Regions from separate parts of the Mus musculus genome. Here region 2 is linked to region 1. The links are chromatin loops, found by intact Hi-C in ENCODE. Cell type or tissue: left cerebral cortex. All regions are shown on one strand. Each heading gives the region's core, and the rest is flanking DNA. Links, peaks and the distances in the headings are about the cores only.

Region 1 (14,914 bases), core at 3,667-11,666:
TGGTCTCAGCAACAAAGAGGCAAACACTACACACTAATTCAAGAGAGACTGTCTCTACCGCTGCCACAGCTACAAACTCAAATAAGAACAATCTCCTACACTGGTGAGGTCCAGGTAAGCTGGCTCCACCATAACAGCTCCTGTCACCACACAGGAAGTCAACAGGCTTGGCTCCCGAATCCTCACCTCCTCCACGTGCACACCTCTGGCCTGGCGCATGCGCACCTCTGACACGGTGACTCCACCTCTTGAAATTCCACGTTGCAGAAGGGTAGAGCCAGTGGGGACGGAATGTACTTTTGCTTTTCTTAAATATTTATTACGAAAATTCTTCTTTGTTGTTCCATTTTAAATTTTCTACTTTAGTAACTTTGTAATAAACTTCTTTACCATCAGTTTATATTTTATGTATTTATTAAATAGAAATATACCTATTTGGAACCCTTTATTTCCTTAAGCATTTATTCAGTGGGAATATTAAAAGACACCGTGTGCCAAGACAGAACCCCTTCCCTCAGGCAGAGAAAAGGAAGAGCCGAGCAAGCACCATGCATGCTTGTATGAAGGAGCCTGAGAATGTGCGCCCAAAACCCAACTGCCGATTCCTACGTGACCGCTAAGAGACCGACAGAAGCAATGTAGCTTGTGGCCTCTCCTATAGACTAAGGAAGACCCTAGTGAGAAAGGCTCAAGGGGCATTTCCTAGGAGTTCTCATCCTGGCACAGCCAGTCAAGTGGCCATGTGCTTACGCTACTACCAAAGCCACGTTCTCAACACCAGAAAGTGGACCACGTGACAGGTACTGCTGAGAACTCACTAAGAAGTACAGACTCCTGACCTTCAGGGAATTCAGAATTCTAGCAAGAACAAAATGTGCAAATAAACCATTATGGTGCAACGGTGTAGGTGAAAGAACGTGTTCCACACGACGGCAGAAGCAACCACAGGGCAGGCACTGTGCCCAGCTGCTAGATAGGCCTGGAAAAATGGCAGCCACAGAAATGTCTCCTGCATAAACTGCCTGCATATGCAGGAGCCTGGGGTAAAGAGCTCTCCACTTGGAGATGGCATTCTTCCTAAATGGACCTGCATGCCACAAGCAGAGATGCTTGCAAATCCACTGACTCAAGGAAATACAAGGGCTCTCCGTGGTTAGAAATCAGGTTATATATTAACTTGCTAAGAGCTGCCAGGATTGGGACCAGAATAAAAACTGTAGGCTACTTGTGTGTCTATGGAAAACAGTTAAAAATTCTATGCAAAGTGACATGGAATTTTTATGCAGAAACCACATGTCAGCAGCACTGGAGATATAAAACAAAATCGAGGCGGAACTTCCTTTTGCATTTTCAGTAGTGTTTCTCCACCATGCTAATTTTGCTCTCTAGCAATATGGAGAGACTTTTTTTGGTTGTCACACTGGGGCTAGGGGTGGGAAACAAAATATTGCTACTAGCAACTTGTGAGTAGAGGCCAAAGATGCTAAACACCTTACAATACAAAGAAGAGTGTCTCACAAAGAATTACCTGGCCTCTAACATTAACAATACCATAGTCTAATGAGAAGTGAAGGACATCACAGCTAAAGCTGTGAAAATAAAGCCGGATGACTTGCAACACTCCAGTATGACCCAAAGATGCATGCATCATAAAGACGGCAGGGATAATGTTGACAATTCGAGTTGAATCAATGGATAAGCTATGGTACAAGCAGCAGTGCTAGGAATAGAGGTCAGTGGTAGTATGCTTGCCCACTAATCACAAGGCCAGTAGCTCCATCTCTAGTACTTACTGAAAAACAAAACTTACATTTCCTGAGTGCGAGAATTCTGATTGATGCAATTGTAGCTAAGTGATTAAGGCAATGGACTGGAAATTCTTCTCCCAGCTCAGGTACAAGCTTGCCAAATAAGGTTTCTCCCCTTGGTGCTGGGGCTATACCTCAGCTGGCACAGTGTTTGTCTAACATACACAAGGCTCCGCGTAAGACTGTGGCTCAGGCATATAATCCCAACACGCATGCAAGAGGCTCAGAAGTTCAAGGTCATCCTCAGGTACAAGGCCACCCTGGCTACCAAAAGGAAAAGAAAGAAAAGAAAGAAGAAAGAAAGAGGAAGAGAAAAACAGAAAAGGAGGGAAGGAAGGAAGGAAAACGGAGAGAAGAGAGGAGGGAAGGGCTAAGAATAGTGTTTACTGTACCAAAATCTCAATATAGAAAGATAAAAATACTCACTTATTCTAAGGAAAATCATTGCCAAGATTTTTGTTTGATTGGGTTTTGGTTTTTTTGAGACAGGGTCTCTCTATGTAGGTCTGGCTGTCCTTGAACTCACTATATAGACCAGGCTAGCAGTGAACTCACAGAGACACACCCCTGCCACCTCTGCCTCCCAGGTGCTGGAGTTAAATAAGTGTGCCTTCATACCCAGCCTCTTACCTGAATTTTTACTCATCAGTATCCATTAAACTTTCCACTGTCTATCCTTATGCCAACCTGAAATGAATCTGGGGGGATTCAGAGGGTAAAGAGTCTACCTGAGAGTGTGGCCAGGATTCGCTCAGCTGTCCCCCGAAGGGTCTCCCCGGGCTGCCACTCGACTTGAGGAAGCATCCAAACATCTTGGTCTCCAAGTTTCTCTCTGACTAAGAGGACAAGGTTTCTGTCTAGCTTTCGATGCAACGAGGTCCGGTCATTTTTTTTGTCAGCTTCTATAAAAGGGATGATCAGAGGAAAGAGAAAAATAAGAAATAAAGGACTATGATGTACTACGGGCAAGGGTTTTGAGTTTTAGAGCTTTCCATCAGGAACTACCACAAACCCTGTCCTCTGTTTAAGCCAAAGTATAATCCTAACTCAAAATGAAAGCTAAGAATCGAAACCAGAAATAAACTCCTCTCAAAAAGCAACGTATAGCTGAAACATTTGGAAAAGAAGCAATGCCTGTGAAAGTTCGAGCGTAAACACTAGAATCTAGCTCAGAGGCAGTGAGTGCACTTGCCCTGCAAGCAGGAGGTTCTTGAGTTCAGACCTCGGCAATGTTACACAGTTACAAACAAACAAACAAACAAACAAAGTCTTGCCGTTGGATTTAACGCTATTACCAATCTAACTAACTAACCCCCACCTTCTCTGTTCTCCAGTCATCATCCTTGAAACAGGGACAATAGCACTCAGCCCCTGCTCTCAGAATGACTTCTAATAAAACAGGAATTGAGGAGAAAGGCTCAAGTCCTCCCACTCTCTGATCCAGTGACAACCTCAAGTTTTAACAGAAAGAAAAGACTCTTTACTTCTACTGAAAATAGCATAAGCCTTTTTAAAAACTCATGTTAGGGAGATATAAGGAATAGGGAGGGAGTACTACTTTCCTGAAAACTGTTTTGTTACTTGAAGCTTGTTATTAAAATGCAAAGCAAAAGACAGGCAACTGTCCTTCATTTGGAAGTGAGAATTCCTGTCTCTCGCTCCCTTGTGGTTGGCCCAGGAGGTCACAAACCTGTTTCCCGAGCTCCAGGTCTGAACTGTAGGAATGCCTGCTCCCACATATCTTCTAAGTCTTGTGCGAGCGTAATGCCCTGCTCTTGTTCCTCATCATAAAGGTCAGCTTTCTTCTTTGCCAGTCGCTGAGCTTCATCCAGAGCACGGAGCTCATGGTCTGAATACAGGCTTCTCTCTACCTCGATCTGGGAAAGGGAAAAGGAAAAGGAAGAAGAAAAAAAACAAAGCTTCTGTGACCTTGACAGGCTCAGACGTACAACTCTTAACACAATCAGAAATAGAATGAAACACTATACAGATTTAAAAAAAAAAAGCCCACTGGATTGTAAGTAGGCAGTAGGAGAACTTCATTAAGACTGTCAAGGAGAACAGAGGGCACTGAAGACCCACTTCCCACACACTAGGTCTACTCGTCTCTGATCAGCATCTATTCAAGGACTTTCCTGCCATGAAGACTTTCCAACATCCTTCTTCCTAGTCTCTCTTTCTCCTCATGCCATTTCTTCCAGATTTCTATCCATCCTTCTTATTTCAACTCAAATACCTCTTTCTCAGAAAGATATTCCTGGATACTTCTCAGGAAAATAAAACCTATGTGGTCCTGTGTAAAACTCTTCTAGTACTCTATGTTTTCCTTAATAGCACTTACCAAAGTCTATAATTAGTCATAAGACTGGTTACTGATTGTATCCCTAATTCCAGTACCTGGAAACTCTCTGCGAAGCAGAGCGATGTGCCTGTCACATCCACAACTGCCTATCACTTTGCACACAGACGCACAGTATTGGCTACGAATACCTTTATGGTGAAAGAAAAAGGACTACCAAAAAAAAAAAAAAAAGTCAAGTGAGTGAATACATTGAGCAAAAAGCACTGACGGGAGTTTCCATTAGTATTCTCCAGACAAAAGCCTTTTGGAGTCTAGGGATACGGAAGACCTTCCATCACTATCTCCTGACCCAACAGCAACAACACTTGGGTTTTTTGTCTTTCACAGAAATTGCTCCCTGAGGTAAAGCAAACTTTACCGCATTATCTTAAGGATGTGCCCACAGTCACCACGACTTTCGTCCTAACATCACAAACACTTCTCTATAGTCTGAGAGCTCCTAAGTTAAAGGGAGTGATTCCTGTTTGCCCCCGGATCCCTACAGTATTGAATGAACAAGAAGGAAGCTATCCACACCGAATGATCAAGAGAAAACAAGCCAACTAAACTCTTTCAACACCTGCTATATCCTAACCCAACTCAGTACGGTAACTTCATCTTGCAGATGTCACTAAAGGTCGAGAAATGAAACGTTTGCTCAAGGTCACACGAAGTACCAGAGTCTCCATGGAAATCAAGACCTCCTTGATACTGTTGCTTCCCTCCGCCGCACCAGGAAGCCCGTGACTGCCTTACCTGCTGTAATAGACCCGCCATCTCTTCCTGCAATGGAGTGAGCGCCTTGGTGATCAGCGGTGGCCGCTGCAGACACAAGGCGCCCGACAAGCGCCATGGAGACCGGCTGCTTGAGGACGCAGCCTCAAGGGACAAGCCACGAGAACTACCTGCCCAGAACCTGTCAAGCTGCCGCCAGCCTCTAGCCAGCCCTAAAAGAGTACGCCCTACGGGCGCCGCCATCTTTCTGTCTTCCCACAAGGTACCGCGGCGCCCGGCAGAGCCCTCAGCCAACCCCAGGTTCCCATGAGGCAACGCGGGCCGGCGAGGGGCGGGTTTACCGAGTGGAATGAACCATTCCCTTTGGGGGAGGTAGGTGAAATTCTAGTGTTAGACCACTAGAAAGGGGAAAGTTCCTACATAAATGGTTTTATAGAGCTTTAAATTTGAAGAAAAAATACTTACAGGACTATTTAAGAGCAATCAGGTGATTTCCTGTCTGTGAGCACCCCCACAGAGGCTCATGGTGCTGGCTCGAGCTAAGCCAAGCGCCGCGGAGGGTCAATTTCAGTCATGCAGGTTTTAAGAAACTCCGGGTCGTGGCTCCTGCGGTCCTGGGCTGGACATGGAATGACCAGGTAAGGATTACTCTTTCGAACCCACTGTCACTCTCGAGCCTGCCCGCCTACCTTCCTTCCAGACCTATGTGCCACTTGAACCCCCCAAAATACCGTTAATCCAGTCCCTCATCGTACTCTCTCTCTCTCTCTCTTTTTTTGCCCCCCAGGTTTGTGGGCATTGCCCCAGCTAAGAATATCCACACCGGAGCCCCGAGATTAGAAGACTCAGCTGCCAGGCAGAACACTGAAAGGGAAGCGGCTCCAAGTCGCTTCAGGTGAGGGTAAGTGGATGCAGCGCTCTGGAAAGTTGCATCCTGTGACTTCTGCCCGACACCGTCCAAAATCATAGAAAAAGTTAATTCCTGGCTGTCATTTGCCATCTGTGGGAGCTTGTGCAAATCAGCACACTATACGTGGAGATAATGCTTAGAGGGGTTGTTGGGAAAATAGAGGGATGAGCAGGGGCATAAGGTAGCTGTTCAATTAGCAACTGTTAGCTAAGTGTCCAATGTATATAAATACCAGCTTTCTTTTCCTTGTGAGATAAGCTTTAGATCCGACTAGCAGCTTTCTCTGCCTCCAACATAAAATGTCTTGAAGAACCACACTAACTGCACATCTAGATTGTGCCTTTCTTAATTTCGTGCCTAGCCCTGGGACCTGGCATCCTGCAGCATCCCACTAGTAGAAATACTTAATATGCAGGCGGTATATATGTTCACTTACCTTCACATCTGTTTAACAGTTACAAAAGCTACTACTACCTGTTGAGTACCAGGATAAATACAGGAAATATAGGTTATGTCTCCCCAGAAGTAGTACACAACTTGCAAAAACAACACACAGGCAAATGTATTAACCATAATCTGATCAAAAGGATAATAGAGGTAAGAACTGGCTGGACATTTAAGAGAGTAAGGCACACTTGAGGAATTCAGGAAAGACTAAGTACCGTGGACTGTGGAAGTGACTAGGATCTCAGCTGGACAAGATCATTGTGATCGTGGCAGGCAAGGGTAACGTCTGTGGAAAGGCAGGCTGTCAGAACTGGCTTGTGATGCCTCTAGAAAGGCATTTCGGAACCTGTGGGTTGCAACCCCTTTGGGGTTCCTAAGGCCATCAGAAAACACACATACATACGTTACGATTCATAACAGTAGCAAAATCACAGTTAGGAAGTAGCAACGAAAATAATTTTATGGCTGGGGGTCACCACAGTATAAGGAACTGTATTAAAGGGTCACAGCATTAAGAACACTGAGGACCACTGCTCTAGAAGGATCCAAATGGCAGAGGACAGCCCTGTCTCCCTAGAGCTTTTACACTTTATCCCCTGCAGGCAACGAGGAGCTACTGATGGAATTTGATCCAGGACCGTTGTAGCCGTTCATTTGGCAATCCCAGACACTACTAGGATTGTTGGGGTTCTGTCCCTGCTCCAACAGTAAAGCAGGCAATCAGGCATAGCCGTATCTGTCCAGTTCTGGGACGAGTTGATGCCATGTCATTCACTCACTCATTCATTCGTTCATTCATTCATTCATTTTTAGGATGGCCTTGCTGTGCAGCCCAGGCCACCCTCAGACTCACAATCCTCTTGCCTTGGCCTCTTGGGTGCCTGAATTACTAGAGCATGCCCCAGCCTCAGCCTTACTCTTTAGGGAGTCTATAACCACTGTGTTGATGTGAAGCCATGGGGAGCAAGAATGGAAGCTGAGAAGACTTGAAAGCAGTTAGAAAGCAGTGGATATAGGTAAAAATAATGGTGTCTGGAATAGGGTGATAGTTTTACTAGCCAGCGGACTTTGGTTTTTGTGTTTTATTTTGTTTTGAGACAAAGTCTTGCTGTGCAACCTAGGCTGGCCTGGAATGTGCGGCAGTCCTTAGTCTCCCGGGTGCTTAGGGATTACAGGCATCTGTCCACACCCAGCTACAGATCTGTTAATATAAAATGTGAGAAAAGGAGAGGTGTGAAGGCTCAAAACTGGGCGCCAAACAACTGAAAATATGGAATTGTTATATATTAAAATGTCAGGGACTAAGAGTTGAGATCTGTGTGGTTAAGTTTAAGATGCCTTATGCTTGCTTTCGAAAGGCCTTGTGTAATCATGTATAATAAAAGAAAACATTTGAGACACTTAGCATCAGAGTAGGAGTAGAGATGCCATATAGACGGATATCTGGAAGGAGGAAGAACCAGCAAAAGAAAACTCCTCCCCAAGACAGGAAGAAAGCCAGACAAGATTTCCCTTTTAGTGTGGTGCAGCAAAGTAGGGACCCGAGCCGTGTTTGGCACTGCAGACAGGATGGGGTGGCAAGCAGCTAGCATGATTGCTCATTGGATTTAACAGTATGGAGGTGGTTGGTGACCTTCAGTACAGCCTTTCTGATGGAGAGCTCAGAAATAACTTCTCATTGTTTCAAAGAAAATAAACAAGTATTGTCATTCCTTTAAGGAAGCATTGCTGTAAGGGAAAATGAGAAGTTCTTAGGAACTTGGGGTTTAAAATGTGTGGAGTTTTGGGTGGGGGGTTGTTTGGGGTTTTTTTTTGTTTGTTTGTTTATTTGTTTTGTTCTTGTTGTCTTGACTTTATGACATGACCGTATGTTTTGCTTCTGGGAACCAGAGAAAGACTGATACTGAAGTGGGAACATTGCCAGAGCAGTGTCCTTGTGGGGCTAGTGATGCAGCTGGAGCGCGATGACAGGAGAGTCCTCCAAGGCCTTGGGCACAGATGTTCCGTGGTGGAAGCTGGAAGGAAGTCTGATTGATTCTATTTCTCTGCAGAGGCCATCAGCTGGCCCCGAGGAAGCAGGCAGGGCTCAGATGTTTACAGAGACAAAAGGAAATATAGAAGAGGCATCCAGGAGAGTGGGAGGATAACTGAATTGAGGATGATTGTCAGGCATCTTGAGAGCCTGCTCGATGCTGGCAATTCATTAAGATGAAGCACTGGGTCTTGGTTGAGTCAGATTTTGCCCCTCCCCACCCCCAGGTTCTTAGCAGTGTCTAAAAAGTTCTAGTGGTCATAAATTAGGAGATAGAATCCAGTGAAGTAAAGCCAGAGATGCTACCAAGCACCCCACTGTTCCCAAGGCAGCCCCCCACAGAAGTGTTAAATCCAAAATGTCAGTCAAAAAGCCCTGGTGTAGAGAGAGACCAGTCAACCATGCCGTGTTTGCACAGACTCAAATTATCTAGAGAGATGGATTTAACAAGGGCTGGGAGTTTGCCAGGAGACTGTGAAGAGAGACAGGGGAGTTGAGACTAGGATTTAGTCCCCGTGAGGAGAGAAGTAGTACCTGAGGTATGTGGAGTGACAGCAATCTGACGGGCTCCTCAGAGTGCTGCCCTGAAGATAGCAAGGGGTCAGGGGCGGGGGTGACCAGGAATGCTTGAAGCCAAAGTTATGATGCATGCGTTGGTAATGATAATGGCTGCCTGAGACCCCAAAAAGTGCATAGCCAAGGTAGGACAGATGACGGTTAAAGGAGACAAGGTTTAGAAATAAAAGTGCAGATCTTTTGGAGACCTAGCAGAATTAGTCAGTAGCTATTTAGAAGTAGTGCCAGATGACACTGAGCCAGCTATGGTGTTTGCAGTTTATTTGCATTTTAAATATTTTTTTAAATTAAATATAAGTGTATCATCCCCCTTCCATTTTCTCTTTGTAATACTTCCTTTATATCCCCCTCTCTCCTTCTCAAATGTATAACCTCTTTCTTTTTTTTTTTTTTATTTAATTGTCGGAGGTGTATTCCTAACTACATAAATATTACCTGATCAGTCTGTATAATGTTACTTGTATGAATATTACCTCAGGGTTGACCACTTGGGATTGGATCTCCCATTTTCAGTATTCCTTAATTGCTTATATTTGCACTTTTAAAGATTTTACAATTAAGCCAGGCATGGTGGAGCACACTTTGATTCCAGTACAGTACAAGCGGGGGCAAGTAGATCCCTGTATTGGGGGATAGCCTGGTCTACATAGTGAGCTCCAGGCCAGCTAGAGCTATATACTGAGACCCTCAAAATAAAACAGTCCATTGGTAAATGAACCTCCCCGCCATGAGAGAAGGCAGAAAGACTAGTCCCAGAAAGCTCTATCTCTCTTAGAGCCTTCCTTAGAAGAACTCAGTATACCTTCAACCTGAGAGAATCTTGTCTTGTTTTGTTTTGTGATTGGCTCTTGCTATGTAGCCCAGGATGACCAGGAACTCTGTCATCATAGCTGGTCTTAAACTCATGGTTGCTCTCCTGGCTGGGGTGTCTTGATCTTGGCCATGCCCTAGATTAAGTGGCTTAGGCTCCTAGTTTAGATCTTGCTATATAAAGGGCATTGTACTGGTTTTACTCAGACTGACACTTGTATTTGCACAACACGGGTGGGGAATCCATGGAGAAATGATGGTCACTGAAACAGTAGTGTCATCTACAGGACTGGGACACTTTCCTATCAGTACAGAAGCTGATAGGCCAGCCGCCCACAGAGGCTGTGTGTCAAGCTAAGACTGGGCCACAGAAAGCAATGCAGTGTGCTGAGCTTTTGAAAATATCCCTACAGAAGCAGATGGGGCGGGGTGGGGGGATGCTTGAATGGTAGCGTGTTTTCAGCATAGTAGAAATGCAGTGTGGGTGTGTGAGTACAAGTCTGAGTCTGATTTAGGTGTGTAGGCATAATGAAACAGCCGAGTGACTCCCATCTGAAATGCTGAATGACAGTGCTGTGCGTGTTTACACTTATAAAGAACACAGACCCAAGGCCAGTCCCCTGGGCCCAAGGCCTGGCTTTTCGTGCGCGCTAGCCCTCTTTCTGTTTGGGACTTGAGTTCTCCACCTGAACAGGAAGACTCCAGCCTCAGGGGAACCCAGTAACCCAGCACACCGTCAAGGCCAGTGTTCCCAACGCTGAAACACTAGAGTCTCCATAAGGTTTGACCCGTAACAGGAGCAGAGCGCCTCCTCCAGAGCCAGGGGTTTGTCAGCGCTTTTTTGATCTGGTGTGTGTGTTGGGGGAAGGATGGTGTGGGAGGTTTGAGGCCTTTTGTGGTGGTAGATAACAGAGGCTGGGCAGTCTTACGGTATATCCTAAGCTGTACGTATCCCTGTTAACCTTGAATTCAGCCTTCCACCCTGCCCTCCACCTTGCTTGGCTCACAGTATTCAACTATTTTATTTTATTTTATTTTATAGCATGTATGTATTTCCTTTGATTTAAAGAACTAACAATCAGGAAATTAAAGAAAATGTTTCTTCTGATTGCAGCCTTTACCCTCCGGTTCCAGGACAGGAGAGCTCTCTGCAGTGGGCAGGGATGAAGTTTGAGGACGTCCCAATTGCACACATTAAAGCAACCTACAACAAGTAAGAAAAGGGTGCCCGCGTGAGTCCCCTAGGAACTGCTTCTGCCTCAGGCCTTCTTGGAGTAGAAGTCGGGTGTCAGATGCTAGCTTCGTCTCTTCTTTCTTTATAAGCTTACTCAAGTTTCATGAAACTATAAAATAGATTGAGTACAGTGTAATTGTAAGGGTTTCTGCCGTCCTTGGGACTCCTATGCTAGCATCAGAAGGGCTGCATTCGAAGCAAGTGGAGAGAGAAGCAGTGCTCAGATACATGATTTACTTGTAAAGTAGCCAGAATGTATAAGCCCCTTAGTTAGCCTTCTTACCTTAGGCCCTGTGCACTGCCCTTTCCCTAGCAGGGCTAAGTGTGGCGGTGAAGGAAAGACTACTGTGTGCTGTGGGGTGCTAGCACAAGACACAGGTGCAGTTGGGCTCCCAGCTGCAGAAGCATAGGGCACTGGCGACAGCTTTGCAGGCTAGGTCCTACTTGAAAGTGGGATCTGAGTTTGGTGGCATCCTGCCTGCCACACAGTTGCAGCACAGCACTGGAGACGATAATCCTGGCCTAGAATGCGAGCACCCAAGAGCCACAGAGCCTACAGCAGCATCTCTCTCCCTTCTCGTGAGCTAATGCAGACGTGGCTTCTGAGCTCTCCACACCCTGCTGTGTCTGTGCCTTTTCAGTACGCCCTGAATGAGAATGCTTCTGTGTAGCTCCTGAAGTGTAAGCGACCCCAGGGGAGGAGTGAACTCCATAACAAGACCAACAGGCAGGTGGTCCCTGCTCAGGGCTGACCCAGCAGGTCTCCTGGACAGCTCCCCTTCACTTTCCCCTTCCCAGGAACACCCAGAAAGCTCTGCAGAAAGTGGGGTGATGATAACCAAAGGGGAGACAGAAAACATGCCTTAGAATTTGCTTAAAGTCAGTCTTGGGGGGTGGGTGTTTTCTAGACAGGGTTTCTCTGTGTAGCCGGGCTGTCCTAAAACTCACTCTGTAGACCAGGCTGGCCTCAAACTTAGAAATCCATCTGCCTCTGCCTCCCAAGTGCTGGGATTAAAGGTGTGCACTATCACTGCCCAGCTTAAAGTCAGTCTTAATTACAATTTACCATTTTAAAGCAAATTAGGAAAAAGCTTCACTTACTTAAAATAATTTTTGGTCAGAGAATAGAATGTCATAAGCATTTGAATTATAATAATATTATAGGATAACTGGTTTTGTGGGATTATTTTGAGTCTTTATGGTTACCTCTGAAATGATAGATACTAGATTCGCTTCAAAACAGCCCATGGATGAGGGCATGTAGCGGGTTTAGAGGAGACACTGTATTTGGATGTGACGGTCATTGTTGGAGCAGAATGAGGTAACAGGTCTCTGGCATTTATTCATAAACTTTTTTAAATTACCTTATTACATGTTTACTTAGTTGTCAGGAGTGATCATAAACATGAGGTGGTCAGAGAACAATTTGCACAAATTCTCTCTTCCCACCGTGTGGGTGCACCTGTAAGCCATCCCTCACACACTCTTCTTTACATTGTTGTAGTGGAAGATACTCGAATTTTCTCAGCATTGTCTTTTTAACAGTTGCCTAATGCAACGCATGTAGGTTTTTATAAAACACCAAGCGATGTCACATCAGGGAAAATGCTGCCCCAGGGAAGGCTTCATTCAGGAGGAAGTGGTTCCTTCGGGTGACGCTCCCCTGTTGGGTGACGCTCTCCTGCCCTTGGATTATGGCACTCCCCCTAAGTGTGTGATTTGCCCATCTTCCTTTAGCGGAGGAAGCTAATGACCTTTTCTTTCTCACTGTGGCTCCTAAGGACTTTAGCAAGCTCCCTTCCTTCCTGAGCAGTACTAGATCTGTGTGCCTCCTTTTCCCAGCACACAGATCCAGGTAGTCTCTGCCACCAATGCGTCCCTGGCCCGCGCCTCCTGTGGCACAGAAGGCTTTCGCAATGCCAAGAAGGGCACCGGCATCGCCGCACAGACAGCAGGCATAGCTGCCGCAGCAGTAAGTACCTGACTACGTGGCTCCACTTTCCTTGTGGCTTACAGTGGGGAAGTCTCATTAAACCAGATTCGGAAACCAGCACATGCCAGTGTTTGGGGGCCTCTGATCTTTGCCCACCCCTGTTAGATGCCCTGACACTGCCGCTGCTTTAAGAGGCCTTTGTAGAAAGGTTACCAACTTTCTCTCTCAGCTTCAGTGGAGAAGAAAGATGTCATTTATGTTCAGAGGAATAAGCAGAGAGCTGAAGGCTTAGGAACCAACACTCCCTCCATGAAAGACCACTGGGCTGTATTCTATTCAGGAAGCATGTCTTATAGCACGGGTCCCAAAATGACGTCATAGATCTTTCTAGAAGCAAATCAGGCAGCTCCATTTCAGACACTTCATTAGTACCCTGTCTTCAGAAGAGCCTGCTATTAGCCACTCTTTCAAGAGACTCGGATGCTGGGGATTGGTCAGAGTCAGGGAGCCAGTTGAGCTCTCTGATGTGAACCCAGATGGGCCTTGAGCCAGAGCTGCGTGTTTTCTGGTATAGCAAAGACCACAGATGTGTGCACTCTGACAAGCAGGATACTTCCTGAAGGAACACCTTGACCTTTAAGCTAGACGTAAGGCAATCTTTGACTGCTATGAGTAGTGATCACCAAAGCACAGAACGATGTAATTGCCCATCAGACCATCAGACGGAGCATAGTCGGCTAAGCAGCACATGCCAGTGTTTGGGGGCCTCTGAGTGGTAGCTCTTGAGTATCTTCCAGGACCTGTAGTGAATGTGTTCCTAATCTGGACACATACTTAACTGTAAAGAAACTAAATCCCACTGTCTAAGTGGGCCCGACCTTGATATCCATGGTGACACCTCAGCATTTGGAGGAAAACCAGGCAATATCTACAAGTGTCCATTAGATGGCAGTGCAGTCCTGTCACCTTCGTTCCTTGGCTCTGTTCACTAGCATCTACCCTTGTCCACTAGGCCTTAACTCCCTCTGTGTCTTCTGCCTCACTGTTTGCTTCTGTCATTGCCCTTATCCCATGAGTCCTGGGGACAGTAGCCAGAGACTGGGCTGCAGCACTGTCTCAGGGGCATTGACACTTGCCTCTCTCCAGAAAGCCACAGGAAAGGGAGTGACCCACATCAGAGTCGTAGTGAAAGGCATGGGGCCAGGACGCTGGGTAAGTTACTAGCGGTTCTCCTGGGGGGGGGGGGGGGTCTGTGTATGTATGTCTGTGTGTATCTGTGTGTCTGTGTGTGTGTGTATGTATATGTATGTCTGTATCTGTGTGTCTGTGTATGTGTGTGTGCGCACGCGCGTGTGCATACACGTGCACACCTGTTCTTCAGAGTCAGGTATAGAGATAGAAATGTCCCTTAGTGAGTGACATGGTATTGTTTAAAGTTCCTTTCTGTTCCTGTGATCTGCTAATCCCCGCAGAGCAAGCCTGGGTCATGGATTAATTTATTACCTTCTTGGGTCCCAGCCCCTTGGATGGAAAAGTAGTCTCTGGGGGACCATCTCAAGCAAGTCCTCAGCACAGACAGTGAATGCGATGGAGAAGGGTCAAGGCGCTGGGCACCTTGAGAGGGATTCTGAGACCAGTGGGGCTAGAGCTTCCTCCAACAAATGACATCTCTCTGACTTTAAAAGAACGAGATGTTGGGGTGTGAGTGTGTGTGTCCCAGGAGAAGAAAACACTCCTGTAAAGCTACCAGAGTGCATAGATAGAACCTCTTTCCAGACTGTAAAACACAAGGTGGAGGCAGGGGGCTGGAACCGTAGACATCAACAGTGAGCTTCCATCCTTCTCGAGCCCTGCCTGACGATGGCGGTCATCATTTTGAAGCCTGTGCCTTTTGCCTATTTCTGATCTTTCCAGTCTGCCATCAAAGGACTGACCATGGGGGGTCTGGAAGTGATCTCAATCACAGACAACACCCCGGTCCCACACAATGGCTGCCGACCCCGGAAGGCTCGAAGGCTGTGACGGGAAGGGAGCCTGCACTTGGACCTGGCCTCAGGTCTTGACTCCTGTGGATCCTACAGAAGGCCC
Region 2 (14,914 bases), core at 4,736-12,735, 430 kb after region 1:
CAGGTGTAGTCCCCCATCACTAGTCCATCCTTGTCTGGGCTTCTGTCTCATCCTGCAAGGTGGTCTGGCAAGTTGTTAGGATGTGTGAGATCTCTTTCTGGGAGACAAGGTCCCTCTCTGGCTGGTTCCTTTTCCTTCTTCCAGCGTGAGATTCCTAGGGAAATTCCCATTTCTCTGGGGCCCATGGTTTTCCTAGCCTGACAGTCAGATTGAGAGATACAAGCATCTCTTCTGAGTGTCTTCATTTCTACCAACCCATTACAGAAGAGGGTGGGGTGGAGAGATGGCGGGAGGGGAAAAAAGAAAAGACAGGGGAAAAACTTATGGGACAAAGAAAGAAAGTTAAGTTTCAATGATGGTAAAATCTTGGTAATAACTCAAGACAATAATGAGGATGTTCGAGAACTGTAAATAAAGCCAGAGGTAAATAGCAATCAGAGGAACCGCAGCTGAGGATGTGTGGGAGGAGGAGACCCAAGAAGGGATGTCTGACTCAGTCAGGAGGCACTTGCCCCAGAGATGGCAGAAGCTCAGACTAGGGACGCGCCTGGCCCTGGTGGGATCAGACCCTGAGCCCCAGCCATCTTGGGATGGGGGGAGCCAGGAATGAGGGTGGGATGTCTATCCATTGCCTCAGGTTCCGGAGTGCTGCCCACCGTTTCTTAACCCAGATCTTGAAGAAGGCTGCAATCCAGGGACCATCTCAAACCTGGCTGTCTTCACCTCTCTACTGGTTTTCCCTCTGCCCAACATGCAATGTAATCACATGACTCAGACACCCCTACATTTTCAAGTCCAGACTCTCTCCCTCCAAAGTAAAGATTTATGGAGTGTGGTGGCACAGACTTGTGGTTGAACAAGGAAGTGGAAGTCAGACTGATGTATGAAGGGTTTACCAATAAACTTGCTTATATTAAGTTACATGTAAGTAAAACTTAGCCAAAGGATTTTTGCCTCCACAGGAAAGTTTCATAGATGGTGTTGGCTTCTATTGGTCCTTTAAATCCTGTGCCTTTTATTCAGAAGAGTGTAATTCTGCCAGGCAGGCAGAATGACATTGGTTCATGGCTGCCCCTAAAAAAAACTCAGCTTGTTTCAGATAACTTTGACAATGCCTTACTTAAATCTCCCATATGTCTAAAGTGTCCAAACTTGCAATTTCCTGACTCTGTAAAATGTGTTTAATTGCCCAAACTGTAAAAGTGTTTAATTGCCCAAAGTATGAGGCTGTGAGCCCAAAGGCAACTCATTTGTATAAGCCATAAGGGATCCAGGTTCAGGGTCCAGTTTCTCTTTGGGTATTAGCCAGAGCCAGACTTGCACTGCTATTAAAGAGGGTTTTTTTTTTTTCCTTATTATTCCCTGTGTAATTGGAGTAAATTCTCACTGGAGGGGATTAATTTACCATCACATAATCCCACCTTAAGAGGCTGAGGCAGGAGGACTGAAAATGCAAGACTGGTTTGGACTACAAAATGAGACTTCATCTCAAAACAGTAGAGTGTCGTCGTCCGTCCCGTCCCCCCCCCGCCGCCCCTCTCCCCTATCTTCAAGGTGTTGGCACTAAGCCCTAGTTCTGTGACCCGTTTGTGTGACCTTGTCACATTATGTAAACAGCATTGTGGAGTGGTGGGTGTGGGTAAGTCCAAGGTTCCAACACAAATGTTGGGGGCTGGGGGGGTGCTTGGTAAAAGGAGAGGTATGTGACAAATTAGGAGGGACAGTTGCTTAAGCCTGGGGAATTTCAAGTCGCAGCCTGACTTGGCATGCTCCTCATCTGCCTATGCTTTACACACCCGGTGCCTTTTGCCCTATCAGAAGTCTGCATCTCCCCAGGGAGCTCAGAGGGCTTTGTCGGGTGCCTGTCTGCACCGTGCCTGGGGCTGTGTAGGCACGTCCACATCAGCACATTCTTTGCCTCAGACCCTACCCCACTTTCCAAACTCTCCAGAAGTCTTGCCACACCCCACCCCACCCCCCAGGACATGAATCACAATGAAGACAGCAATGTCTGATAGTACACAAAGCAGTGAATGTCCTCTCTGAGAGCAGGATCTGTGTTCCTGAAAAAGCCAGTCAGATGTCCCCTCTCACAAAAATGCTCCAGAGAAGACTAATACATTGTATGCTTGAAAACATCTGGGAGATTCTGCTGACCCACGCCTGAACTTCCTCGTTCTTCCCTTTCCCACACACATCTCTCTGGTAACCTGAAAAGCTGGGACAACACAAGAGATGGGCATCGTTTCTGTTTGGGTTTCGGTTTTAAGGTAGTTTCCTAAGTTGGACATAAAAATGCTTAGTAAAATAAACTTCAGCCTCAACAAAGATCAATATTTAAAAATACAGGAGTCACTGGGCATGGTGGGATGTGCTGTTAGTACCAGCATTCAAGAGGCAGAGGCAGGTGGACCTCTGCGAGTTCAAGCCCAGCCGGGTCTACATAGGAAGTTCCAGGCCAGCCAGAGCTATCTAGAACAAACAAAATCAAAAGAAGGATGTGGAGAGGAGCATTTTGAGAGTCAACTGGACATTGACTGCCAATTACATTGCCATGAGCACAGGGATGCTGGACAAGTGGCTCATGCTCTTTAGGAAACTGATACCTGAGAAGCAAATGAGCAAAGGCAGCCCTAATACTCTAGCCAACACCCAGCAAGGACACGCATGATGTCATTGGAGCAGCCATGAGCTAGGAGTCACAGGTGAGTTGCTGGGCTCACGGACCTTGAAGTTCTCTAGTTGTTAGATCCAAGACAAGTGGCTGGTGCTTTCTGTGCCTCGGTGTGTCCTCTTCTACTTTCCTTTCCTTCCTGTTCCTGCCTCTCCCTTCTTGCCCTTACCTTCCCTGATTTTCTTTGGAGCTGGGGATTAGATGTTCTTTGCATCTTTAGGATTCCCTTTACCCCTGGGTGATACCCTACCCCCTCCAGCATTTTCCTAATAGCTCTACCTCTGTAGGTGTCTTTCTTAGGATTAAAAGAGTTCTTAGCTAAGGATAAACCTTAAAGGGCAGAGTGTCTGCCTACTATGCACAAGACCAAAGATTCATTTCTCAATACCATGCAAAGAGCAGGGCAAGTAAGTAAATAAAATCACAGCATTCAAGAGGCAAGAAGATCAGCAGTTCAAAGTCAGCCTCAGCTCATATCAAGTTCCAGACCAGCCTGGGATAACAAAAACAAAAACAAAAACAAAGGAGTTTGGGCAGGTTAGTAAGGTTTCTTAAGATCTATTTATTTGTTTGATGTATATTTATGTTTATAAGCATATTTATGCATATGAGTATGCTGTCTTTAGCACACTAGAATCCCTTACAGATGGTTGTGAGTCACCATGTGGTTGCCAGGAATTGAACTCAGGACCTCTGGAAGAGCAGCTATTGCTCTTAACTGCTGAGCCATCTGTCCAGCTCTTAGTAAGGGGCCTTATAAAGTGTGACTTTATCCCTGTTCACAGAACCTGTTGGTAGCAAGATGGGTCAGCAGGTGACAATGCTCCTCACTGCCAAGCCTTATGACTTGAGTTTAATTCCTGAATTTAAAAAATTGTTCTCTAACCTCCATATTAGAATTTCCTTTGGACCTGAAAGATATATGCACTCAAATGCACATATACATACATACATACACACATGTGCGTGTGCAAATACACACACACCACATACACACACAGCACATATACACACACACCACATATAACACATACACATATATAACATATGTATACATACAATACATACACACACAATACATATGCCACATACGCACACTACACATACACCCAACATACACAACACACACACACAGCACATACACACAGTCTAAATGTTAATAATTTGCTTAAAAGAACACATTGGGGGCTGGTGAGATGGCTCAGTGGGTAAGAGCACCCGACTGCTCTTCCAAAGGTCCGGAGTTCATATCCCAGCAACCACATTGTGGCTCACAACCATCCGTAACGAGAGCTGACGCCCTCTTCTGGTGTGTCTGAAGACAGCTACAGTGTACTTACATATAATAAATAAATAAATCTTTAAAAAAAAAAAGAACACATTGGATGTCCTTTATTTTGTTCCTTCTCAGGTTCCACTTGGATCCATAACCATCTCCGGAAGTGGAGCCAATTGTCTACCAGTGTAGCTCAGCCTAGGCTCATAGCAGTTAGGAAGCACTGATGTCCTCATCAGCAGTGCCAGGCCTTTGGGTCCCAGGGTCGTGTGACCTGCGTGTGTCTCATAAGTGACCTGGCAAGTGCTTCAGTGACATGGAGCTATGAGGAGCTGGAGACACAAGTCAAGAGCAGTCTCAAGGTCCTCTCTCCTAAGGACCCAAAGGAACCCCAAATCCAAAGACCTTTCTTCCAGAAGGTGCAAAAGGACCTGGGGACTTAAGGAGGTGGCCCATGTGTGGCCAGCACCACAGGCCCTGAGAAAGCAGGCTAGGGTGTCATAGCTCTTCCTACGGCCTTGGGCTGGTCACAAACCTATCTGGGATTTGTATGGGATGCAGGCACAGGAATTTCCAGCTCACAAATTGTACCTTTCGCTGTAGGATTTCTTTCTTCCTCCCAGTGCTGAGATAGCACCCAAGGCCCCATACATGTTCCACCTATATTCCCAAGCTCACTTGTTACCCATGTTGACAATCTAAACCTCTTGCTGAACAACAAATAAGGGGTTAGAGAGGGGAGTGGTGTCCTGAAGAGTATACATGCTCTCTGCCCACACATCTTCCTGCATCCAGATGTTTACAGAAGTTAGAAACCACAGCCCTTCTAACAGTTTTAGAGACCACTCACTTCCTGCCCAGCCCATCAGACCCTCTTCCAATGTGTTTATTAGGTGAAAGGTGAAAGAGTAATGTATACACTGGGAATGTTGATAACCATCAGGATCAATCACAGTACTGGAGTGTGTGTGTGTGTGTGTGTGTGTGTGTGTGTGTGTGTGTGTGTGTGTGTATCCTAGCTGTAAGGCGTGTCATTTTCTGGAAAAGGGCCCTCCCCCAGTGCTGACATTTCCTCCATACTGCCAGAGGTGTCACAGTGCTCTCTGGACTCCTGGGTGCAACATGGTTATCTACTGTCTGCCACACTTATGAAATAATTGCCCAAGCCCACTCAGTCAATCAACAGGTTCTCCAGGGCAGGAGTGAGGAATAAAAAGAAAAAAAAAAAAAAAAAGACAGACAACATTGTAGCATGGCCTTAGTCAATTCTGAGACTGAAGGCAATTTTAGTTTTTCCCAATCCGATTTTTACACCATTTTAATTACATGCAAGCATTGAGGGTGAGTAGTGCACTGAGGAATCGAAAAAGCAAGACAACAAACACAAAGCCCCATGATCGCTCTGATAGCTGTTTCTAAGGATGATCAAGATACCTGAACCTACTTCTTTGTTCTACCTAAAATCAGATTCTTACTTCCTTGACCTTGACCAATGTCAGGTCCCTGCCTGGACTTACTTCTTTGTCATGTCCTAATGTCAGATTCCTGCCAGGCAGCCCATTTCCTTGTCCTTGGCCAATGTCAGATTCCTGTCAAGCGGCACCCCAAAAGGCTCTCCACAAATGATGCATCTCGTAAGATCAGTTGTAACTCTGGTAAGAAATTCTCTGGGCATGGTAGCACAAGCCTGGAATCCCAATACAAAAGGACTGTGAATTTGAGACTATGTTGGGCTATATAGCATGTTCCAGGCCATCCTAGGCTACATAAGAAAGTTCTAGCTCAGAAACAACCAAATTGTCCATCCTGGAAACTCAAACATACAAGTAACAGCATACAGACTGAGCAGGGGTTGTATTTACATATTTAGAAACATACGCACACATACATACACACACACAACAATTAAAGAAAAAGAGGCCATGAATTTGAAAGAAAGCAAAGGAGGGGGTGGTCCATAGAGGGTTTAGAGGGAAGGAAGAGGCAGGGTGTATGTGTATGGGGGGAATTATGAATTATAATCTCAAAAAAAAACTTTTAAAAACAACTGAAGAGAAAGAATAAATAAAGAGATGAAAGAAGGAAGGAAGAGAGAAAGAAAGAAAGAAAGAAAGAAAGAAAGAAAGAAAGAAAGAAAGAAAGAAAGAAAGGAAGGAAGAAAGGTAGGAAGGAAGAAAGGTAGGAAAGAAGAAGGAAGGAGGAGGAGGGAGGGAGAGAGGGAGGGAAGGAGGGAAGAATGAGGGAGACAGACCAGGAAGACTGTATGAAGCCCCCATGTCTCGGCACTCTCTGTAGGTGAACGTGTATTCTCTAGTATCCATTAAACTTGCAGTACCTCCTAGAAGACACAGTATACCTTCCTCACCCAGTGTTAGACCTGGCCATGTGATGCAGGGAGGCCTAGAGAGAATGGGTAGAAGTGACCAGGCTAGTTTTGGGTTATCTTACCATTTCTTTTCTTTTCTTTTTAAAGATTTATTTACTTATTTTATGTATTTGGGTACATTGTAGCTGAACAGATAGATGGTTGTGAGCTGTTGGGAATTGAATATTTTTTTAGATTTATTTATTTTATGTATCTGAGTACACAGTAACTGTCTTCAGACACACCAGAAGAGGGCATTGGATCCCATGATGGTTGTGAGCCACTGAAAAAGTATAACATTAAAAACAAAAATTCTAGGCCTTTAGGCCCAGGCTTGAGAATGTGACCTTTGTGACTTTGCACTTCCTCATGACTCTTAACTGGTATTTTTGGTATTTTCCAACAATGCCCTCCCCACCCCCTTGAGTTGTGGTTTCTTCCTTTAAATATCCCCTCTCCCAGCTACTGAAGGCCCACAGTCCTCTAACCCTGCATGGTGTATGACTGTGGGCCCCAGAGCATGCCTGGAATAAAAGTCCTCTTGCAGTTTGCATCAAGACTGTTTCTTGTGAGTGATTTGGGGTGTCGCCTCTCCTGAGTAAGAACGTGGGGGAGTCCTCACATTGTAGGTCTCTCACCACCACGTGGTTGCTGGGAATTGAACTCAGTACCTCTGGAAGAGCAGTCAGTGTTCTTAACCACTAAGCCACCTCTCCAGCCCGGGAATTGAATTTTTAGGACTTCTGCTTGCTCCAGTCAACCCCGCTTGCTCAGTCCCTGCTTACTCCAGCCCAAAGATTTATTTATTATTATACATAAGTACACTGTAGCTGTCTTCAGGCATGCCAGAAAAGGGTATCAGATCTCATTACGGGTGGCTGTGAGCCACCATGTGGCTGCTGGGATTTGAACTCAGGACCTTCGGAAGAACAGTCAGTGCTCTTACCTGATGAGCCATCTCTCCAGCCCTGTCTTGCCATTTCTGCTTGCCTTGGAAACAAGTTCTGACTGGGCTTCCCTTTTGATTTGGGTCTTAAATGAGAGGTCACAGGCAGCAGAGCCACAGCCACTAACATTTAATACAAGCTACCATCAGTCCAAGCCACTGAGATTGCTTGTTAATTAACCTCATGGAAGCTGACTGATACACCACTATTGCCTTCAAATAATAACATGAATTACCTTTGGGATCCCTGTTAAAATTTAAATGCCACAAAAAAAATTCTGAATCTCCAATTTAGCACCTTGTCAGATCCTGAAATCACCTGACAAAGCTGTCTGAAATCAGTTCCAACCAGTGCTCAAACAGCTGCTAAGTCTCAGGAAGTGGTTCAAATTCTATTGGAGATGGTGAGTCACCTTACGGCACTGCTGTTTCCTCTTCCACAGGGTTGGCTACTTGGAATAGGAACAGCACAGAACTCAGGCCAAATCCCACACTTGTCTCTCCTGTTTCTTGCTGTATTTTGGAGGTTGGTTTTCACATAGGCTTGGCTAGACTAAGGTAGACTTGGTACAGTATTATAGCATTAAACAGCACAGCGATTTAATCAACTATCATTTAAGTGTTGCTGTGAAGGTATTTTGTAGATGTGCCTAACTGCTGCAGTCTTTCTCCAGGCTTTAAGACCTAGAATCCAAGTTTGCTGGGGAGGTCAGACTTCTCCCTTAAGGTTGTATAGCACCAACTCCCACCACGGTCTTGTCTTATGGATTACAGCCAAGTAAGTCACTCTTTAACAAATGCTCCCCGCCTCTACCACCCAGCACCTCCTCCGACTCTGCAGGAAGAATCCAAGAGTTTGCATTCCCAGATCTGAACTGTCCTCAGACTTATAGAACATCCAGGCCCAAGCTTCTTCTGTGTCTCAGCAAGTTCTGTTCTCATGGGACAGAAGGAAGCCTTGAACAGATAGAGGAGTTTAAGGCACCAGGGGTTAAGCAGCCATACGCAGTGATCTGACAACCCTTCCTTTTCCTCCCTCTGCTTCTATCCTCCACGTGTACTCGCTGGCTGCTTTTCCTCTTTAAGACCAGCTTTGACTATGACTTATATCAAATCTGTACCTCCACCCCACAAAAAGTTATTATTTTGAAATAGGGTCTCATGCATCCTAGGCTGGCCCCAAACTTGCCTTGTAGCCAGAGATGACTTTGAACTGCTGAACCTCCTGCAGGTACCTCCTGGAAGCTGCAGTTGAAACATATGCCATCATGCCCCCATTTTATGAGAGGCTGGAGATAAGACCCAGGATTTCATGCATGCCAGACACTCTATTGCCTGAGCTGCATCCCCAGCCACACCTTTATTGACCAAAGACCTACCTACTGTCAGCCTTTTCTGTGTCAAGACCTATCTGTCTCTTCTCTGTTATTGTTTCCATCTCCTTTCCCTCACTCACTCTCTTTCTCCCTCCCTCCTTCCTTTTCACTCAAAGTAAGGGTTGCAAAGGCCAAGGGGATTGCTGTGGGAGAGGACAGTGAAGAATGGGGCAGGAGTTCTGAAAAGCTCCTGCCGTGGAACAGGTCACTTTGAGTGGAGTGTGAGTTGGGGGGACGTGCAGAAACTTCCAGCCTGCTTGGGAAACTGCTGGGTCAGTTGCTGACACGGGGCCAGAGGTAGGTGGAGAATGGAGGTGGAAAGGGATTTGGGGTGGATGTTGAATGTGTCTTGTGGATCTGCAAGACACTGAGTGAAGCCAGAGGAGATGGAAATTGGAACTTGAAGACTACGAAATCTAAAGGAAAGTCATGGGGTTTGGTTAGGCTTCAGAAGCCTGGGTAGGGAAAAGCTGGAATTTTAACCTAGTTCCCCAGGAAGGAAGACCTGAATGAGGAGAGTGTTTGGGGTAGTAAGCTGGGAGTTCAGTACTTAGGGACTAGCCAGGCGAGAGTCACCTAGGAGAAGGGCAAAGTCGCTAAGGTGCCTGATGCTGTTTACAAAGCCCCACCTCAAACCCTGCACCCTAGCATGAGGACTAGAACAACAGTGCAGCCTGTGCTGGGAGTTGCAGAGAAAGGAGCAAGGAGAGACACTAGGAAGTGATAGAAGAAAATGTCCCAGGGTAGAGGGAATGTGTGCTACCTTCATATCAGAAGGGCCCAGTGCCAAGCAAGAGAAACATAGAAAAGAGGAAACATAAAACTTGTATGCAACACATGCTCGTACTGGAACACTCTCTGGATTTTTTTTTAATGCCTTGAAGAGCAGGCAGGTCTGTTTTGGGAAAAGTTTCTTTTTCTGTACAGAGAATATAATGTCATCTGCCAGACAAGAAAATCCAAGGAACATCCAACTTTCCAACAATACTGAATTCTAAAAAATGTCAAGCGATGCCTTCTGGATTCCGACAGAGTTTGAGGAACCAATCATGTGCCAACATGCTGCTGGTGCTGGTGGGGCAGGATTCAAAGGCACGCTTTAACAAAAGTCTAAGGGTGTTTAGGAAAAGGCAACAGGGAAATCGAATGAACGCCACAGTGAAGGACCCATACATACCAAGAAGAGCTGTCGGCAGACCCACGGCTGGTGCTTCTGCTTCAGCTGCAGGAGAAGGAGGTCAGCAAGATGTGTGGAAGATGTCCAAGGAGAGGGCAGACTGCAATCAGGAGGAAATGACTATGAAGAAGGATGATCATTGATTTAAAAAAAAAACAAAAAACAAAAAACTATTGGCAACCAAAAACTCTAGGGAAAGCAAAAGGCTCTATAAGAAACTTATATTCCACATACAAAGCTAGCTGTTTCTATAGGTATAGGCTTTAAGACCCTCGTCTTAGCTGCCTGGAAGTCAGTATTCTGCTAGCAGCCTTCAGATGAAGATGTAGAACTCTCAGCTCCTTCTGCACCATGCCCGCCTGGATGCTGCCATGTTCCCGCCTTAATGATTATGGACTGAACCTCTGAAGCTGTAAGCCAGCCCCAGTTAAATGTTGTCTTTATACGAGTTGCCCTGCCAGGCAATGGTGGTACACGCCTTTAATCCTAGCACTTGGGAGGCAGAGGCAGGTAGATTTCTGAGTTCAAGGCCAGCCTGGTCTACAGAGTGAGTTCTAGGACAGCTAGGGCTACACAGAGAAACCCTGTCTTGAAAAACCAAAAAGAAAGAAAGAAAGAAAGAAAGAAAGAAAGAAAGAAAGAAAGAAAGAAAGAAAGAAAGAAAGAAAGAAAGGAAGGAAGGAAGGAAGGAAGGAAGGAAGGAAGGAAGGAAGGCATAGAAAACCCCTCAAGAGCTACTTACTAATTACTTCTCTCCAGAAAGTTCCTTCATGTCCTTCCTAGCTAATCTCCCTTACCCAAAAGCAATCACTGCTCCAAAACAAGCTAAATTTGAGAAACAAATTACATGTAAAAAATGAAAGTCCATAGTTTATGTTTTTCTATAGCGCTGAGTATTGACTTCTAGCAAGTGCTCTATCACTGTGCTACATCCCCAGCCGGAGCTGGCTCATTCAGTCATCCTGCAGATGAACAAATGCAAATAATTATATCTAGTTCTTTACAAATCCAACCACAGTTATTTTGTCTTTTTTGCTGCTTTATTTGGTGTGTGTGTGTGTGTGTGTGTGTGTGTGTGTGTGTGTGTGTGTGTTGCATACATGCAAACCATAGAACATTCCGGGAGGTTAAAGGATAGCTTTGGGAGTCAGTTCCCTCCTTCTATCATGTGGATCCTGGGGACTGAACTCAGGTCATCAGACTTCACCAACTGTGTTTTACTTTTTATTAGTATATATTAATCATATGCAATCTTTTTTCATTATGACATTTGCATGCATGTTCATTTTCATCTCGGTTACCTCCACCTGTCTGTTGTGGTCCGCCCCCCCCCCCCGCGCCCCCCTCTGTACTCTTTCCCTGCCTAGGAGGTAGTGATAAAGAAAGAATGGATGGAATCTCACAGTGCATAAAAGGCATGGCCAGGAGGATTTAGTATGACTCTAGGAATGTGAAGTTGGTTTAACGCTAAAAATCTGTCAGCATAGTAACACATCACATTAATATGATTAAAAACAAACAAACAAAAGCACCCATTGTCTCAACAGACACAACAAATTCATGATTTAAAGAAAAAGGGGGAAGAAAGAAAGAAAGAAAGAAAGAAAGAAAGAAAGAAAGAAAGAAAGAAAGAAAGAAAGGAAGGAAGGAAGGAAGGAAGGAAGGAAGGAAGGAAGAAAGAAAATACCATAACAAAGAAGAATCAAAATTTTTGGGGCAGGTTTATAGGTGCTTGCCTAGCATGTGCAGGGGCTGCTCCAAGGACCACAATACATACATACATACATACATACATACATACATACATACATACATATATACATACCAGATTGAAGGAAAAGGGTGAGGGGCATCTACAAAACCAACAGCTGCCAAGGTACATACTGGGAAAAGATACACTGCACTGCCTCTGCGCTAAGTCCAGAACCTTAGCACTTCTGTGCACCACTGGATTGGAGGCTCCCACCAGCAACAAAAGGGAAAGCATCAGATTGCAAAGGGAAAAGAGGTAAAACTCCCTACTCACAGTTGATGCTATCTTATACCAAGAAAATTCTAAGTCTCTTCCCGCCTCCACCCAGTTATAGCAAATAACAGAGTATACAAGCTGAGTAATCCAGTATGAGACCAGCACACGGCTCTCCACGGCAACGCAGACATATGTACTGTGTAGCGCACACCTGCAATGCTAGCACAGGGGAGGCAGAGATGGGTAGGTGGGCATCAGCAAGGTCAAGGCCAGCCTGATCTCCAGAGGGAGTACCAGCCAGGGCTGGGTAGCAAGACCATGACCCCTCAAAATTTTTAAAAGATATTTATTTATTTACAATTATTTATATGTATGTGTGTTTGCCTTTGTGAGCATGTGTGCACCTTGTAGGTATAGGAACCCTCAAAGGTCAGAAGCCATTTTCTTTTTATCATATTAACATACAGGTGATTGTGAACCACAATGTGGGTGCCAGAAACCAAACTCAAACCCCTTTGCAAGAGCAGCAAGTGCTCTCGCCCTCTGAGCCATCTCTCCAAGCTCTCCCCACCATCCCAGTTTTTATTTTAAATTGACTGTGTTTTATACGATAGAATTTGCATAGCCCAAAATAAAATTTAAGACAATTTCATTTAAGGTGGCATCAAAAAATTAGATTTTTTTCATATTTTAGACGAGGTCTCACTTTGTAGTCCTGACTAGCCTGAAGGTTGGCTTTGGGATTGTCCTGCCTATGCCACCAAAGTGCTGGAATAAAGGCTTGTGCCACCACAGTCAGCAGGAATTACTTCCAATGACAAAATGTAAAATGCTCTAGGAGCCAGGGAGATGGCTCAGTGAGTAAACCTGTCTGCTGCCAAGCTTAAGGACCTGAGTTCAAGCCTTGGGACTTACACAAGCAAAGACTTTTTAAAAATGTGCCATAAAAGACCAAGTATATGGAAAGATATCCTCTGTTCATAGATCAGAAGACTTCCTTGGAGAACACCTTTTGTTTGGGTTTGCTGTGGTGATGGTAGTAGTGATGATGATCGTGGTGGTGGTGGTGATGAAGGTGGTGTTAATGGGCTTGTTATTGCTGCTGTTTTGGGTTGGGCCCTGCTAATCAAGGTCCAAGTTTTGTCTGGACAGCTCTCTTGAGCTTGGTACAAAATGGAGAACTACCTTTACCAGCAGGGCTTCTCCTTCTCTGACCTTGTCTGGCGAGCTCCTAACCCCTACCCTCTCTACCTGCAGAATGTCACGTAGCCTTGGCGAGATTATAGGTTCAGTTTCCTTCCCAATGAGAACCTGCCACCTGGAATTCCTGGAATGCCTCTCGATACAAACGAGGCATTATTCCATACCCTAAACTGTAGTCAACGATATTAACCCACCCACCTAGAAATCCCTTGCCCTTTTCCCAAAACTATATAACCCTTGATTCATCCCGACTGAAGTTGAGCTGCCCCTCTGAAGGCGATCCTGGAAGCAGTCATTTCTGTCCTACTCCCAGGTCATCTGAAACCCTGGTAGTCAATTCTGCTCCCTTTGTCTTCTTGGGGCAGTGGAGAAGGGAGAAGGGAGAAGGGAGGAGCACAGTTTTGCTCTGTCTTTGTTTTGGAATTTGGTCTTGTATGGGTCGGGAGGGGCCTTGAACTCCTTACCTAGCTAAGGGTGACCTTGAACTTCTGATCCTCTTGAGCACTGGAATTACAGAGGTGCCACCATGAGCAGTCTTAGGTGGTGCTGGGTATTAAACCTAGGACTTTGAGCAATGTGAACAAGTAATCTCTACTAGTTAAGCTACACCCCATCCCAGAGGCTTGCCTTGTTAAGATGCCAGTGCTGCTCAAATTAATGTTCAAATTCAATACAACATGCCTTAGTTTATCTTGTGTTGCTACAACAAAATACCCAAGTCTGGGTAGTTTATAAGTCAAGAAATTTATTTTTCTCTTAATTCAGGTATTAACAGTTCTCAAGAGTATGTCATTGGCATCCAGGTAAGTGAATCCTGGTTGCATCACAAGATGGGTGTCTTGGTTAGGGTTTTACTGCTGTGAACAGACACCATGACCAAGGTAACTCTCATAAGGACAACATTTAATTGGGGATGGCTCACAGGCTCAGAAGTTCTGTCCATTCTTATCAAGGCGGGAACATGGCAGTATCCAGGCAGGCATGGTGCAGGAAGGTCCTGAGACCTTACACCAGGATTCCAGCTTCCTGCTTTATGAAACTTGACAAGCAGACCCAAACATTTACATGCCCACATAAAAATAAAATCTGAAATAGCTAAAACAATTTTGAAAAAGAAGAAGAAAGAGGGAGGGTGCATATTTTCTGATTTTTAAAATATATTACAAATCTACGGGCTGGCCCAATGGCTGGGCAGGTAAAAGGCGTTTGTCTTCAGATTTGTAACCTGAGTTCCACAGGGACATTCAAGGAAGGAGAGAGACAGCTCCTGTACACTGTCTTGTGACCTCAAAGGGGCACCGTGAAATGCATGTATCCATACCACACTATATTATAAAAGAATACATTTAAAAAGTGGTGTTATAAAAAACAGAAAAGACAATCCACGGGATAGAAGAAAATAGTTTTACATCGTGTGTCTAAAAAGAATCTAATATTGTATAAGGAACTCATCATTCAATGACAATAAAATAATTCTGTGTAAAAGTAGACAACGTGGGGCTGGAGAGATGGCTCAGCGGGTAAGAGCACTGGCCAGAGAACTGGATTCAATTCCCAGTACCCACACGTGGCTCAAAACCATCTGCCAAAATTCCAATTCCAGGGGATCCACCATCTTCTCCTGGCCTCCGTGAGTATACACACACGCAGATAAAAACATGTACACAAAATAAAGTACTATTTTGTGATTTTAAAATGGACCCTGGTTTCGAAAAGCTATTTATCACAGAACAAAATACAAATAGCAATCCACACAGACACAGCAGAGACGTCCCAGGTCAGTCACTGAGGAAAGAGAAGTCAGTCACACCCTGTGAATGGTTCCAAGCAAAAAGACAGGTGTCTTCCTAGGGTTTCTATTGCTGTGATAAAACACCATGATCAAAAACAACCTGGGCAGGAAAGGGTTTATTTCAGCTTACAATTCC

What was found. A loop is a pair of places that touch in the nucleus more often than their neighbours do. Peaks named below come from ENCODE experiments on the same cell type or tissue, not always from the same donor. Only the 100,000 strongest peaks of a DNase experiment are listed, where the experiment ranks them.
Region 2: a loop joins it to region 1, with 9 times the contacts of the local background. A loop is called at or near these places in 3 of 42 quality-filtered maps.

Annotation. Positions count from the first base shown.
Region 1 is chr7:78,777,902-78,792,815 of GRCm38, forward strand. It overlaps Mrpl46 (mitochondrial ribosomal protein L46), which reads right to left and starts at 5,188. Exons shown (of 4, transcript NM_023331.2): 1 at 4,906-5,188; 2 at 3,499-3,685; 3 at 2,537-2,710. The coding sequence starts at 5,127. It overlaps Mrps11 (mitochondrial ribosomal protein S11), which reads left to right and starts at 5,230. Exons shown (of 6, transcript NM_026498.2): 1 at 5,230-5,522; 2 at 5,672-5,779; 3 at 10,774-10,872; 4 at 12,736-12,865; 5 at 13,973-14,038; 6 at 14,741-14,914. The coding sequence starts at 5,458. The coding sequence ends at 14,848. In left cerebral cortex, for the core only: a CTCF peak has its summit at 5,139; DNase peaks (open chromatin) are centred at 5,186, 7,540, 8,328 and 10,119; H3K4me3 peaks cover 1,880 bases; H3K27ac peaks cover 1,110 bases.
Region 2 is chr7:79,209,756-79,224,669 of GRCm38, forward strand. No RefSeq gene overlaps it. Among named protein-coding and RNA genes, the nearest start is that of Gm39040, 30 kb to the right of the region's middle. In left cerebral cortex, for the core only: no CTCF peak of the experiment used is centred there; DNase peaks (open chromatin) are centred at 7,709, 8,032 and 9,552.